Linked DNA regions of Homo sapiens: region 2 is linked to region 1. A link is a loop called in an ENCODE intact Hi-C map of the cell type or tissue named here. Cell type or tissue: PC-9. All regions are shown on one strand. Links, peaks and the distances in the headings refer to the core of each region. The heading gives the core; the rest is flanking DNA. Region 1 has its middle 28 kb from the start of PREP. Region 2 overlaps CRYBG1 (crystallin beta-gamma domain containing 1).

The links. Hi-C counts contacts between places; a loop is a spot of excess contacts. Peaks named below come from ENCODE experiments on the same cell type or tissue, not always from the same donor. Only the 100,000 strongest peaks of a DNase experiment are listed, where the experiment ranks them.
Region 2: a loop joins it to region 1, with 4 times the contacts of the local background. A loop is called at or near these places in 7 of 110 quality-filtered maps.

The regions. Positions count from the first base shown.
Region 1 is chr6:105,430,082-105,433,008 of GRCh38, forward strand. No RefSeq gene overlaps it. Among named protein-coding and RNA genes, the nearest start is that of PREP, 28 kb to the left of the region's middle. In PC-9, for the core only: a CTCF peak has its summit at 1,363 (motif pointing right); a DNase peak (open chromatin) is centred at 1,310; H3K27ac peaks cover 505 bases.
Region 2 is chr6:106,443,458-106,446,384 of GRCh38, forward strand. All of the region lies in intron 1 of CRYBG1 (crystallin beta-gamma domain containing 1), which reads left to right. Among named protein-coding and RNA genes, the nearest start is that of CRYBG1, 84 kb to the left of the region's middle. In PC-9, for the core only: CTCF peaks have their summits at 1,711 and 1,921; a DNase peak (open chromatin) is centred at 1,674.

The DNA.
Region 1 (2,927 bases), core at 227-2,726:
AGGTTAAATTAACAAACACTCCCGTCCATATGAGTAAGTATCACAGTTTTAAAGCATTCTCTCAGACATTTCAGCAAAGGATAGGTTAAATTAACAAACACTCCCGTCCATATGAGTAAGTATCACAGTTTTAAAACATTCTCTCAGACATTTCAGGGAGGTTGGAAGGGTAGGTTAATAATTTACTCATTCTATATATAGGGAAACCAAGGCTTAGAGAGATTTTTTTTTTTTTAAGGTCAAAGAACTTTCCTTTAGATTAGCTAATCATGATTACCAGTTTTTTTTTTTTTTAAATCTACAAATTTTCAGCATTATATTTTGTAATGTGCAAATTGATAAGCACCAATTCTGTGGCACAGATCTGGTGTTCAGAGTAATAGAAACAAAACAGCATTTGTCCAGCTATGTCACCATCAGCAATTGAGAGAAGTCTAAGCCCATTTCAGAGTCTTCCATCTGAACTAATCCCAGGAGTCACAAGGATGCTTACTATGTACTAATAAATGTGGTCAGCCAGGTGCCATGCGTGCTCTGTCCCTGCCCTGACTCTCCAAGGTAACAGTCCCCAGTAAGCCACCCTTTGATGCTGCTGTTGAAGGAACTTATGCCCTTCCCAGAGTGATGATGGTGCCTGTGAAATCCACTGAGGCCTCAGAGGAGCTATCTTCTTTCACTTAGGAAGCCAGCACCCACAGTATCCTCAAGAAGTGTGAAGCACTCTTTTAGTTTTTATTGACTCTTGTTCCAGCTGTTTCTCATTCAGACTCAATCATGAGCCCTCAGCCACTCTGAAACACATTAACCTCTGCGCAGGCTCTTCTGTGTCCTCTTGGGTCAGACTTGTGGGCCTGAACTCTCTTCTCTCATAGAGATGAGTTATTTCCCAGAAGGCTGTTCAATTGCTCATGCAAACAGCCAACTGGTGGACCCACCTTCCCCTTCGGCCAGACATACCCGCACTTGTTTGAATGTCACATTAGACAGCCATAGAATTGTTCCTTCATAATATGGTAAAAAAATATTACTAGTTAATATAATGGATTGAAACACGTCAGTATTTCATGGTGTTGTGTAAAGAGCACTTCAGGTGCTCTGCCACCTACATAAGTTCGATAATAAGGGGCATGGGAAAATCAACACTGCACTCCAAGGCCCGAACCCCCAAACCTATGTTCTTGCCTCAGATCTGTCTCCCTTTGAGTGACCTTGGGAAAGTCACTTGGCCCTGCTAGGCCCTTTTATCATGCATAGAATGAAGGAAGTAGTATGTTTCTAAGGACTTTTTCAAGCATGCAAGTTTGCGATTTGTGGAGACAAGATTTATCATTTGCAATTACTGTCAACAGGTGGCAGCAAAAACCCAATTTTTAGTGACAAGAAAAGAATGTTAGCTGCCTTTGATTAATCCTCAGAATTTCAGAGAACATTTAATTAATTGTATTCATTTTAAATATGATGAAAAAACCATAATCTCCATATTTAAAGATGCTTCATGATAGAAAGACTGTATGTACAATATATGTTATCAAGTGAATTGAAAAGTAGGGCTTTTAAAATGGGCATGTTTCATAAACCATTGAGCTGAATACTTTTCTTCCAGTCATTTTGAATGTGGGTAGAGGTCTTAGGATAGTAAAACTGCCATATTAAGTGATATTTCAGAACAGGTCTTTTATATCTATTTTTAAGTTAAATGTGGAAGGATAAACTAACAACTTCAGGAATTCCTTTTTAAGTGTTGTATAAGTTTTTTTTTTTTTTTTTTGGCAGGGTCTTGCTCTGTTGCCCAGGCTGGTGTGCAGTGGTGCAATCATAGCTCACTGTAGCCTCAACCTCCCGGGCTCAAGCAATCCTCCTACATCAGCCTCCCAAGTAGCTGGGACCACAGGTGCATGCCACCATGCCCGGCGAGTTTAATTGTATTTTTTGCAGAGTTGGAGTCTCACATGTTGCCCAGGCCAGTCTTGAGATCCTGAGCTCAAGCGATCCACCCACCTAGGCCTCCCAAAGTTCTGGGATTACAGGCATGAGCCACCACATGCAGCAGTTTCTTATGTAAAGGGTGTTGAGAAAAAGCTGACATACATAGCAACATTACAATATCATTACATTTTACATTTTACCATAGCTCATATCACATTAAATGAATTCCAAAGAACTTTTGAAAAATGTAAAACTTTATTTGTTAGCATTTTTCTAATTTTAACAGTTGGAAATGAATGGGCTGTTTTTGGAACTTTGAAAAGTTTTTGCTAGCCAAAGGTTTTGTTGCAATGAACTAGAACACAAATGTAAAAATATATACGGATATGTTATTAAATTGTCAATGCAAACTTGATTCCATTTCATTTAATATTGTGAGCAAAACAATGATATATGAAACTGAGAAAAGTGCTATGGAAAAGACTAAGATAGGAGCTATATTGCAGGCATAGTCTCTTACAGGAATTTATAATTTTAATAAAGTGAATACCTAGATACTATGTTACTCTATTAAAACTGGAGAGGGTATACAAGCTATCATCTTGAGCTTTTCCTGAATTACAGACTTGTACTTTCAACTGCCTCCTTGACATCTCTACTTAGCCTTAGTATGGACAAAAGAGAAATTTATGTGAACAAATAACTTTAATTTACTAAGATATCAGATCCCTTGATCTGGAGATTTAATTACATTATTTATTAGCAATGTTTATAAAATTCTTTATATTATAAAAATCGCATAAGTCTAAATCAACCACCATCATCAATCATCAACATTATAGTAGACAAAGAGTGGAAAAAATAAGAGATACGATCTTGTTGGTCAATTTGTATGATTCATACAAAAATCTGAAAAATGCTCCTAAGCTTTTATAGAAGTAAGTACATTCTTCTTAGATGAGTCACAAATTCCTATTTTACAGCTGAAGAGATTTAATGGT
Region 2 (2,927 bases), core at 259-2,758, 1.0 Mb after region 1:
CATATAAAGGATATTAAGTAAGATGGTACCTAACATCCTTCTTGGCATCCCTGCAATAGGTCCAACCAAGAGTTCTACGTGGCTGCATCTTATAGTGTCCCTCAAAGCAAGTTCAAATGCGATGACAAAGGACCCCTTGATGAGTGATCAGAGGTGGATTGATTGGAGCAGGAGGGCTCAAAGATGACTCCTCAGAGTTGCCCCTGGTACTTTAGGACTATTTCTCTACCCTTGTGCCTATAACCACATAATTTTTTTTTCATTTTTAGTTTTTGTGGGTACATAGTAAGTGTATATATTTATAGAATACATGAGATATTTTGATACAGGCATATAATGTGTAATAATTGCATCAGGGTAAATGGGGTATCTTTCACCTCAAGCATTTATCCTTCCTTTGTGTTACAAACAATCCAATTATTTTCTTTTAGTTATTTTTTAATGTACAATAAAGTAGTGTTGACTGTAGTCACCCTGTTGTGCTATGAAATACTAGATCTTATTCATTCTATCTAACTGTATTTTTGTATCCATTAATATAACCATATTCTGCCAGGCTTTTTCCTCCTTGCCTGCTCCATGGTAATATCACCAGAAGCTTTGTTTGGTGCTACAAAGGCTAACAATTGAAAATACCCTCTTTTGCATTATTAATTTGTTATTCATGAGCTTAGTAAGATCATTAGTCTTTCTTTGGGGAGTATTGACACTGTCAAAATAAAAGCTACATTTTCTCTTCTCTGCCATTAGATGATAAGAATTTGAATTGCCTTAAAAGGAAAATTCCAGCAATCAAAAAAATCTTCTTTTGTATTTCGACAACTGAAAACAAAACTTGTCCAACTTGACTCTTATAAAGAGAAGCTGAAAAAAATGCCATGACCTTCAGCTTCTCTAAATCAGAGCATGTGCAATCACGCGTGAAACACAATACTCTTGATAAAACCGAGCCGTTCCTTGAGGCACAGACCTCGGTTCCTCAGTTCTCCTGGGGATTTGCACAATTCTCCTGGTTGTTTGGTCCTCGGCCTTGGCTTCTCTTTGCTTGTGCCCAGAATGAAATCATTTCTTCCTCTGGGACCAATGCTAATAAAGCCAAACCTTGTGGAACCTAGCCTGGTTCTGGGCGAGTTTCATGGTTCGTTAATCATGTGGAGTGATCCGAAATCATCAAAATCAACATACTAGTGGTCCTGAGATATTTTGCTTAACTTTCACAGACTCGGTAGCACCCAAAGCCTCGATTTCACAAGATAGAAGTATTAAGGCAAACATTTCCAGCCTTTGTTGGAGAGATGATTTGCATTCCACTGGTCAGGTGTGAGGGGGAACTTAAACATTTCTGCACCACACAGCATATTGGGAGATGGCTCCCAGCCTTCAGGCTGCCATTTTGAAAGACTTGGTGGCTCACACCTGTAATCCTGGCACTTTGGGAGGCTGAGGCAAGACAATCATTTGAGACCAGGAGTTCAAAACCAGCTTAGGCAACATAGTGAGACCCCGTCTTTACAAAAACCAACAAAACAAACAAACAAACAGACAAACAAAAACCATCAAAGTGCCCAGGAAGGTGAATGCAATCAGGAAGTAGAGGCTGACTGGACAAAAAAGGATGAGTAGAGGAGTGATATTCTTGTGCAACCACTAGATGGCAGAGTTTCTGCATTCTATTACCATTGGCAACAAGAAATACTTGGGTTAGTGGTGTAGCATCCTTTACATACCTGTAACTTTGAGGATGCTTTGTATTTTAAAAACTCGAATGAGCATAGCAAATTATTTTCATTTCCCCATCCAACTTGGAATTTTGTGATCGTGAAACTCATCTACTGAGAATTTAAAATTAGTCTCTGAGTGAGGAGTTGGGTGGGTTCTCTACTCCTAACTCTGTCATTAGCCGTGTGACTTTGAACAATGAATATCTCTGGGCCTCAATGAACTCATCTGAAAAATGGTATGGTTGGGTCACTAGATTATCTCTAAGGGATCTTCCAACCCAGACATTCTCCTTTCATATCTGAGCCTGATAAATATGCTAGCTCAAAGTACCATCTATATAATTCCTTATAAATTATTATTCAGGACATGTCAACTGACATTCATATGCATAATTACAATAGCTGATACTTATTGAGAACCTACTATATGGCAGTACTAGGCTAAGCATTTTACAAGTTTTACCTAATTTAATTCTCTTAACAATTTATCACTCCCATTTTGCAGATGAAGAAACTGAGGCTTAAAGAAGTAACTAGCTCAAGATCATATAGCTAATGGCCAGGCTGGTATGACTCTGAAATCTGTGTGTATACATTGCTATATTTGATCCTTTATTCAGCTGAGAAAAAATACAAATTTGAAGACAACACTGCTTCTGAAGGAAAAACCCATTCTGTAAATCCAAAATTCTAGGTTTTCCAAGGGAAATAGATTGTGGGGTTTTGTTTTATTTCTGGAGATGGGAGAGATTTACATGGCTCTATCCTCACACTGTCATTAGATGCCTCTTTGTGAGCCTGGGCTTCCAGTACCATGTACATGGGTAACCAGCAGGCACAACACTGTCAGTCAGTCACATGGTTTCTGAGGAACAATGTCTCTTCAAATCTGCAATAAAGTGACTGAACCAGGTAATCACCAGGGACTTTTTCAGGTCTAGCATTATCTGATGGTATGTGTCCGTAATCTAATACAGGGTCTAATGTTAGCAGGAAAGAGGTTGCTCAGTAAATGGTTGCTCTCTACCATTTAGCAGTTGCAGTAAAGAAACACCATGCACACTATTAGTGCCATTTGTTAGTGAATTAAGTTTTCTCCTTCCTTTGTGGCCAGAAAACTTATGCATGTTACAACCAATGCCTTAATTCAGAAGAGTGGTTCTAGTATCTGGTGTCTTAGGTTCCCTTGAGGAAATAATTCAATTC